Regions from separate parts of the Homo sapiens genome. Here region 1 is linked to region 2. Evidence: chromatin contacts called from ENCODE POLR2A ChIA-PET data. All regions are on one chromosome and are shown on one strand. Each heading gives the region's core, a stretch centred on a gene start or an enhancer-like site at or near the end of the contact. The rest is flanking DNA. Distances are from core to core; before and after follow the strand shown. Region 1 holds the start of STXBP5 (syntaxin binding protein 5). Region 2 holds the start of TRMT11 (tRNA methyltransferase 11).

Region 1 (4,671 bases), core at 2,159-4,658, about 21 Mb before region 2:
CCAAAAGAATGTCGAGACCACACTGGGAAAACAATAAAACCTAAACTCATTTTACAGAAAAGCAAAATAAGGGAAAAATAGCTGATTTAATTCAACTTTACTTTCCTTCTTCTAGTCCAGTTATGAAATTATCTTGTTGGGAAAAAAAAGAAACTGCTTTCAGTTCCAAAGAATGCATCTAGATCCAACGCTGTACTAGTCTCGTCACTACAGAGTTTTGCTGAACACTCAGGGCCCACACTGACAAAATAACTTCATTCCCGTCTTCACACAACCCTAAACTAGATGGTCTTGATCACTGAGTTCAGGAATAAAAATATCTAACAATTGAAGCCAAAAAACATTCTGGTCATAACTATCTAGATATTTGGGCAAGAGCACTTCAGACACACCGTCTCAGAAATTAACAGATTCAGATCTAGCCTGGTCAGATTTTGTCGTTTATAAAGGTATGACTGCGTAGTATTTACTATGTATAGTAGACTTCACTTAGTAACACAGTTCAATAGTCCATCCTAAAACTTCTATTAGCATTTTGAAGATAGCACATTAAGTGACAAATAAAACTTGAGGCATTATCTATCTATCTATCTATACATATATATATATTTGTATGTATCACATAGTACTTCTTTGAAATAATGACTTTAAAATGTAAGTAAAATGCCTGGCACATGTTTAACTCAAATGCAGGTTCCCTCACTCCTTCTCAGGAACCAGAAAAATCTAAAATATAAAGGGGTAAAGCTCCTCCCCTATCGTATATTTCTTTTCTTTTTTTTGACAATAGTAATGTCTACTGAAATCATCTAGTGATTTTTTTTTTCTATTTATCACCAACACATTACTCATTAATATGCAGGAGGTAGATATCCCACAGATAGATGAATCCAAATCTTAAGTTTAAGAATATATTTAGGTTAAGTATGTTTCAAAGTCACAGTAAAAGAAAACACATTTCAACATAAAAATAGAAAGTGAGTCGTCTGTACTGTTCTCACTAAAAAATTATCTTGAAAAAAATCTTTTGAAGTATTTAAAAAAATGCTTGATAAAACTAATATAGTTCATACACAACCAGGAAAAGTAATTCTATACTACTAGTTTAATGTATAGTAACCTAACAGTTTTTACAAATACATAACAAATGTAGACTATGAGAGAAAAAGTATATCAAGAGAAAAAATTTATCCCCATGCATTTTTCAAGAAAACGCTCTAAAAACTGGTAGAAATATTAACCATTTATAACTATTCATAGAAAATTAATTTGCTACACTTCTGCTAATTGTTTTTCTACACGGACATGCCAAAAACAACCAAATTCAGATTGAAATCCAATCTCTAATTTATTAGAATAGGTCATAAGTTCAATATCTACCATGCATAATATTTTTAAAAGTAATTGTCTTTAAACCTCATCCTTAACATACCTCATTCATCACACCAATAGTATAGAAGCAGATATATTTTTCCTTAGAAACTTCTATCTCCTTACAAATAAAATAGTTATCATAAAAAAACTTTAGACCTCTATTTGGATATATGTTTAGCTACTATAAACTAGGAGCTGAGAAACATCACAGCAGTATATAAGCTGAATTATAATCAAGGGAAAAGCCAACACATGATTTCTCATAGTATATATCTAATCACACCAACAGGAAAATAAAAACTTTCTTTGGAACTAATCAGCAACACAGAAGGACTGGGGAGAACAAAGTAGAAGTTAAAAAATAAAATTAAAGAAAGGATACAGCCTTAAAGCACCAGTCTGAGTTCCCACTGCCAGGATCTTCTGTACAGGATCAAAGGCCAGGGCTGAGGGTTGATAGGGAAATCCATGGCGAACAGTCTAGGGATGGGCAAGTGACATCACAGCAACCAAGGCAGCAAGCGAAATTTTAAAATAGAAAGTCAATAGAGGCGTTAGAATTTAGAACCACTACCACTGATGCAAAACACATACACATGCACTTACTGCTTTTGAAAAAATAAGTGAAACCTACATTAACAAAGTTATTCACATAGAACCTGAAACAAACAAAAATCTAGTCCAGTGATATACTTTAATTTCGCTTTTCCATAATACTGGTATTCCATAGAAGAAAATCTTTTATTAATATTCTATACTACTACATCCGACACCAGATGACTAAAGTTTGCAATGGTCCAAAATTCTGTAAACCCATTAAATGCAATTCATACTTTATTTTGGCAGTATTCATTTCATCATTACTTTATTTGGATGCTAACGCAAGTACTTCTAAGGAAAAGCTGTCATATAATTACTTTAGTCAAGCATTCAGTAGAGCAATAATCAAACCTCTATCCCAACATTTTACACTTGTAACAGAATGAAGATGAGTACAACATACATTTTTGCAATTTACTATTAAGGCCATAATCATTTTAGGGCATTAGACCTATATATATATATATATATATATATATGCACACTTTTAATTAACTCTGACATACAAATACATGGCTATTTATGAGAAAGGCAGGTATTAAAACCGAGGCAAGTTTGTGTTTCTCATTAAGCAGCTGGTGACTTAATTCGCTGCATCATTCTTTCTGAATTACAGAACGCTATGGCAATTATCGTGCCATTAACAGGCAAAAATCTCAGTACTTTTTAACAAACATAATGATAAAAAGAACCCTGTGATTTCATATCGTAAGCCACTTACACCACATTTTAAGGGAAAAGTGATGAGCAAAGGTGTGGTAGAACAGGTTTGGCTTTTTGATAAACAACATTCATTAGACACCGTTTCCAAAGGAAACTTCGAAGTTGGTGAATCATATTAAAACGCTTGAATATAAAAGCTTCCAGGTTATTACTGGCAGTGTCAGAATACGATTAAAGGTCGGATAATAGTTTGAAGCAACCTTGAACTGATTGCTGCATGTGCAAAGGGGAGAGAGAAAAATCAATGAAAAGGAGTAAGGTATCAATCTCCAAAACAACCCACCGAAGAAACGTTTGCCAAGGGAGGAGCGAGCCTTTTATTAGAGTTATTATTATTATTATTGGCGTTCTCTTCCCTTGCATTCCCATGTAAAGCCCGAGTAGCCCCCTTAAAACAACCCCAATTTTTCAATGACGGTGTCGCGGGGCTGCGCGCTCCGTTCACCTTGCAGAGCTGAAAGTGCTCGGACTGGAGCGTTTCCTGGATCTCCGGCTCCCGGTTCCCAGGCGGATGCTGCTGCTGTTGCTGCTGCGACGCCGAGGACGAGCCGGCGGTCAGGCCGTCCAGCACCTTCCTGATGTTGAATTTCCTCATGGTCTCGGAGGGGCTCCCCCGCAGCCCGGGAGGGGAGGCACAGGGGGTCCCCGGGCGGGGGAGACCACCCGGGGCCGAAGGCAGCTTCGACCGCGGAAACGGAGGAGTGGGAGTGTGAGGGTAAGGAGGCAGCTGGGGGGAAGCAAAAGATAATCCGAACAGGAAATACTGCGACGACAAGAGCGGCGGCCGCAAGAAACCTGGGCGGCGACCCCTCTTCCTCCGAGGCCGCCGCTGCTTGGCGCGGCTGCTGTGGTGCCGATTCAGCCGCCGCCGCCGCCGCCTCGCTCCGCGGCCCGGCAGCAGCAGCAGCAGCAGTGGCGGCGGCGCCCGAGCCCGCTCAGCCCAGCCTCACCTGGCCGCGGGCGGACTCTGCGCCGCGCCGCCGCCCCGGCTCGCCCCCGGCGCCGCCACCGTCGCCGCTGCGTCCATGGCCCGCGGCCGCGCCGCTGCTCGCCCGCCCCGGCCCCGCAGTCCCTCGGCGCGTCCTCCGGCTCCTTCTCCTCCTGCCGGGGGTCGCCGGCTCTCTGTCCGCGGCCGCCGCTCGGCCTCGCACACAAGGCGCCTGGTGTGGGTCCCCGCGCCGCCTGCCTCGCCCCGCCTCGCTCCTCCGCCGCTGGACCGGCCCGCCCTCGCCGCTCCCGAGCCCGGCTGCGTTCCTCAGGCGCCGCCGCGGCCGTCGGCTCTCCCCGCCCAGCCGCTCCCCATCGCCTGACAGGGCGCCTCGGCACACGGCACCAACGCCCGCCCGGAGCAGCAGCGGCAGCCGCGGTTACAGCGCGGGCCGCGGCGGTGGCGGCAGCAGGGCCTCCCAGGAGCCGGGCTGCGGTACCTGCGCATGCGCGCCGCAGCCCGGTTCCCCCACCCTGGCCCAGCAGGCCCCCAGCCCCCCAGCCCGAGCGAAGCTGGGGCTTAAATTATCTTCTGCGAAAATCCCAGACGCTGGCTAAATTTCTCCCACCCCAGTCGAGTTGCCAGAGTATGCAGCTGCTTCTCTTGCAGCTGGCATAGTAAAAATGTTGACGACTAACAAGCAGCAGGAAACCTTTCTTTCCAATTCAGTCATTACAGCAGGGGTTGATGCTTTCTCGCCGTTAATGGGGTGCACGCTCCTGGCCGCTGGCTGCAGTATTATTTTTCTTGCTTTATTGACGGGCGTTGTTTTTGTTTGATTGGATTTGAGTTTTGAAAAAGAGCGTCTAGACAACGATATGTCAGTGGCAGGAGGATGATGGACTTAGGTACTAGGAAAAGGAGAGAAACCTAGACGGGAAAAAACGGGTTCTTTCCTACAGCTGTTACTGTTGGTGGAACGTGTCTGGTCTTAGCAGTTAGCTGCTGGGATGGAAGAGGCTGCCAGCGGGGAACGGTTCCAGGGC
Region 2 (4,496 bases), core at 241-2,740:
CAAGCATCTATACTTGGCCCGCTACTCTTTTGACCTTATCCTTTGAGTAATTTCTTCCCCGCTCCTAGTTTTCATATGAAGAAGACTCCCAAATATTTATCACTAGTCCAGATCACTCTGCCATACTCTATGCATATTCATATATCCACCGCCTCTTGGTCATCTCAGGTTGATGTTACACAACCACATCAAATTCAGTGTAAACAAAATTTAAATCTTACATCTGCCTATGTTCTCTATTTTAAATGGAGACACTCCTACCTATATACACCCCAGGAGTCATACCTGACTGGTGCCCCTTTCCCACATATTCAATCAATCCAGCCTTAATGACTGTATGGCCTAAATATTTTCCCAGTCTATCCCATCCTCTTACTCCTTGCCCTAGGTCAGACCTTCTTAATCTATTAACAAGACTATTCCCACAGACTCCTAGTCTCTGGCTCAAGTCTTATTCTTTTCAAATCCATCCTCCATAGTGTTGTCAAACTGATTTAATTTTGTGGTCACTTTTTTACTTAAGGCTTTTCAATAAATCCCCCTTCCAAGCTCCAGGGTACTCAAGGTTTTCATTTTCTGGCCTCGATCTACTTCCCTTGCTCTCTTCTTACCACTCTGCCACATAACTAGTGATCCAGTAATAATGAACACCTTGTAATTCTAATTTACTGATTTATCTCCTTGGCCCTCTAACTCCTATTCATCCTTTATTTCAAGTGTCATCTCCTCTGGAAGCCCTCTTAAAGGCCAACATCCCCAACCCCTCAGGTAGATTAGATTTCCCTTCCACGTGCTCTCATATTTCCATGTGCATCTATCACTGCACTTACCGACGCTCTTTTGTCATTCTACGCCTATGTGTCTGCTCAGCCCTTACTCTAAACAGTAAGCTCCTAGAGGGCAGAGATTGCTTACATCATCGTTACATGCCCAGCGTACCGATCTTCGACTACATGCATTCTGAAAACGTTTCTTGAATAAATAAAACACTCTTCTCAACTTCTCCATCATCTAATCCCCACCACCATCCCCTCCACTGAGCTTGATCCGCAGATTCCAATACTTCAAACACCAGCCTGAGCATTTGTTAGCTGTCTCTATTCTCCGCTAGACGAAGAGCTCCGGGAGTGAGATGACCGGTCATATTCACCTGCCTAACTCCGGTACTTGATACACGGGCAAAAGAATGAAAAGTTTAAGCAGGCCGAGGGGTTTGGTCTCGGACTTCTCTCACACACACCCTCCGCCAAGCTCACCCCGCCCGAGGACTGGGGACGCGTGACCCGCGCAGACCAGCGAAGACCCCCGAATCCCAGCTTCCTCGGGCTATGCAGATCACCTCCACCCACTCCACTCCACTCCAGCGTCCTCTTCCGTCGGAAGTTCCGGAGGGCGCTACGGACTCACCGGCAGGCGGAACTCCAGATGCTCCTGCGCCATGAGGAGCAGATACCTGTTAAGGGTACACGACAGCGCCATTGCAGCTGCCCACCGTGCGCCTGCGCGGCCCGCGCTAGGTCCCTCTTTCTCCCTCCCAAAGCCCAGTCTCCACAGAGACAGAGCCTGAAGGGCCGGAAGCGGAAGCTCTGCGAGGCAGGCGCTATCCCGACGTTTCTCGCGCTCCGAGTCCGAAACTCCGGCCGCTGTGGGAGGGGCTTCCTCACCTGTGAATGCCTGGTGGTTAGGGGTCTCCCAGCGCTGGTAGCTGGTGAGCGGGGACGCGTGGCTTTCAGGAGCAGCCTGTGATAATAAGACAGTATATTTCCAAGTTATCGTTCCACTTGGAGTGTGCTTCCAGCTTTCTCTACAGCCCTTCAAAACCTGTTCTTCAAAATTGGACTGAAATTTCACCATTTCCTTGGAAATTTCACCATTTCCTTGTAGGTTTGTCTAACCAGCACAGCTTTGGGAACTGATTTAGTTGGGCCAGTCATTTAACAGTATATTTTTCGTATTTATGTAACAACTTTTCGAGAGCACATGCCTTATAACCCAATTATAATAAACTCTTGAGGTCTGATATAATCTTTTATGGTTCACTCTATTCTTAACAAAAACCAAAAGAATATCTTCCTCAAAGTAGGCAATAATTATTAGGTTGTGTTATTTGTTAGACTCAGGACTAAATCCACAGCCAGCCATAAATTAAAACTTGGAGAAAGCTCACACTGGCACAGATTTCATAGCAGATAGTTTATGAAATATATTTTAATTGCATATTCTATGTATATATGTGACTTTTTTTTTTTAAGACAATCTTGCTCTGTCACCCAGGTGAGTGCAGTGGCGCAATCATAGCTCACTGTAACCTTGAACTCCTGGTCTCAGGGGATACTCCTACCCTAGTCTCCCAAAGTGCTAGAATTACGGGCTCAAGCCCTCCCTCTGGGCTATTTCTGCTTTTGAGAGTACCGAGCCCTTTGCCCTATTAAAAATTATTTATTTTGCATTTCTCTGTGGTATTGTACAAGGTGCAAAAGAGTATGTATCTGGCATATCCCCAGCGGCATGTGCCAGAAACGTAGTTGATGCGCAGTGGTAGTGATTAAGAACATAGGCTGTGGTGTCAATATTAGATTCAAACCTCACTTCCACCATTTACCATGTATATGCTCTTAACCTCTCCGAGCTTGAGTTTTCTTTTAAAAATGGAAAAACACACTGCCTCCTGCAAAGGATTGTTACAAGGATTAAGTGGAATAATGTTCATAAAGTGTTGAATATAACATCTGGCATATTGAATGGGGCCAATAAGTGGCACTTGACATTTTTCTTAAGAAAATCACATGAGAATTTTTGTTAGCAAGAGATCTGTTTTTGTTAGGAATATGTCTCAAGTTCACTTGTGCTAAGTGACTCTGAGAAGCATAGCTGTCTCTTGACCCCAAAACTTCAGAAAAGGGGGTAAAAGTACTTTGAGACAAGAAAAGTTGTTTACTATTTGAGAAGAGAGGCCAAGGTTGGGACAGAAAACCAATGAGATGTTGGGGAAATGATGTGCAGTACTTGATATGCCCCATCCCCAGAACTTGTCAAATCTTCAGCAAAATTAATATGGAATTTTGATGGGGCAACTTTATAGAGAATATCAAAGAATTGCTGATTTTCATGCCTGGATTAATATGATGCTATATAGAGACAAATGAGACTACAAGGCCTGGAGAACCCAAATGGAATCAGGTGTCACTGATTTTTCACCCAGCTCCTTTGTGCTACAGTTCAGGACTAAATCTATACTAAATCTCCACCTCAGAAACCAGCAGGAGAGTATTTACATCATGAATCTAAATTGTTGGATACCTGGTCTGGAGAAGTAGAGATTAACCTTGCACAGGCCACTAGAGTTAGTGTGGAACTACTGTGACATCAGTGAAACTGCCTTTGAGGGACTCACAGCCAGACCTGTTCAAAGTTCTTGAGCTTACAAGAGTGGTTAAGAAGCAGCAGGAGAATAAGGACTTTGGAATTTGGTGATCAAACTGCATCCAGAGACTTGCTTTTTTTTTTTTTTTTTTTTTTTTTGTACTGTAAGGAGCAAGGAGGTTCATAGTCTGGCTTCTGGGAACTGATCCAAAGTTCCATCCATGTTCCATCTTCTAGGGCAGACCTCTTAGAACCTGTCTCCTTCTGTGAGACAGCTGTTGTGCAAACGTTAAAGCCTCTGGTATAGGCCGCCTGTTACTAAAAAATCAGAGGACATTCCTGGGAAGTAAGGATCAGAAATTGGAAAGGGGAATTTTGAGTTTTGGTTTTAATATGCCACTTAAGTATTGAGGCTAGTAGGACACACTCAGAGAAATGAATAGAAAGTTAACAGGTCCCAGCAGCAGAGGTCACATGTAATATCAAAACTGCCCATGCATCTATCTCAGGCTGAACATCTAACACTTGAAAAGGGTCTAGGTATCACAGAGAACCATAGGGATTTGTACACCAATAAGAGGGAGAAAAGTTATCTTCATATGTATTAAGACTATGATTTTTGCAATTAGTAAAAAGAGGCTTCTGAATAGTTTTGAGAATAAAATTTTATTGGAATAAGTTATATAAGAATTGCACAAACTTTACTGCAGCAGAGCATTACTGAGGTTTGAATTTCTTGATGTCCCAGAGGGGTCTCCCCTCTTGTCAATCTTAATGAAAATAATTTAGGAAAAGAGAGAAATAATACTGCCTACTCTAAGGAAACAAGCCTGTATGAGTTGGAATTCTGAGGCACCAATTCAGACTTAAGCAGCTGGAGTTGATTTAAGTATGACTCAGCTACTTGAGGTCAAATTTCCAACAAGATCCCCAGAAGCAGAGAAATGTAGATCCCATCCTCTTTTCTAAAGACTCCCCAAAACAAACTTGAAGCCCTAGTTACAAACGATGCCCTCTAATTTGCTACCTGGAAAGCAGGTTCTATGCATAGAAAAATATGTGCAGGGAAACAGGCTGGAGACCCAGTAAGTCTTTGAATGGGATGCCATTTATTACTTCCCTTGGCAGAACTT

The links. ChIA-PET counts read pairs that join two places held with the same protein, here RNA polymerase II (POLR2A).
Region 1: POLR2A ChIA-PET joins it to region 2 with 11 read pairs in activated B cell. The contact joins the promoter of STXBP5 here to the promoter of TRMT11 in region 2. POLR2A ChIA-PET finds 5 or more read pairs at or near these places in 2 of 52 experiments (HEK293 and activated B cell).

Annotation. Positions count from the first base shown.
Region 1 is chr6:147,203,154-147,207,824 of GRCh38, reverse strand. STXBP5 (syntaxin binding protein 5) reads right to left here and starts at 3,408. Exons shown (of 28, transcript NM_001127715.4): 1 at 3,143-3,408; 2 at 1,757-1,854. The coding sequence starts at 3,292. It overlaps STXBP5-AS1 (STXBP5 antisense RNA 1), which reads left to right and starts at 3,211. Exons shown (of 11, transcript NR_034115.1): 1 at 3,211-3,412. It overlaps LOC124901422 (a long non-coding RNA gene), which reads left to right and starts at 4,254. Exons shown (of 2, transcript XR_007059803.1): 1 at 4,254-4,671. RefSeq lists silencers at 3,266-3,455, 3,626-3,705, 3,726-3,775, 3,806-4,225.
Region 2 is chr6:125,983,534-125,988,029 of GRCh38, reverse strand. It overlaps TRMT11 (tRNA methyltransferase 11), which reads right to left and starts at 1,490. Exons shown (of 13, transcript NM_001031712.3): 1 at 1,408-1,490. The coding sequence starts at 1,479. RefSeq lists enhancers at 607-1,436, 970-1,459, 1,437-2,267.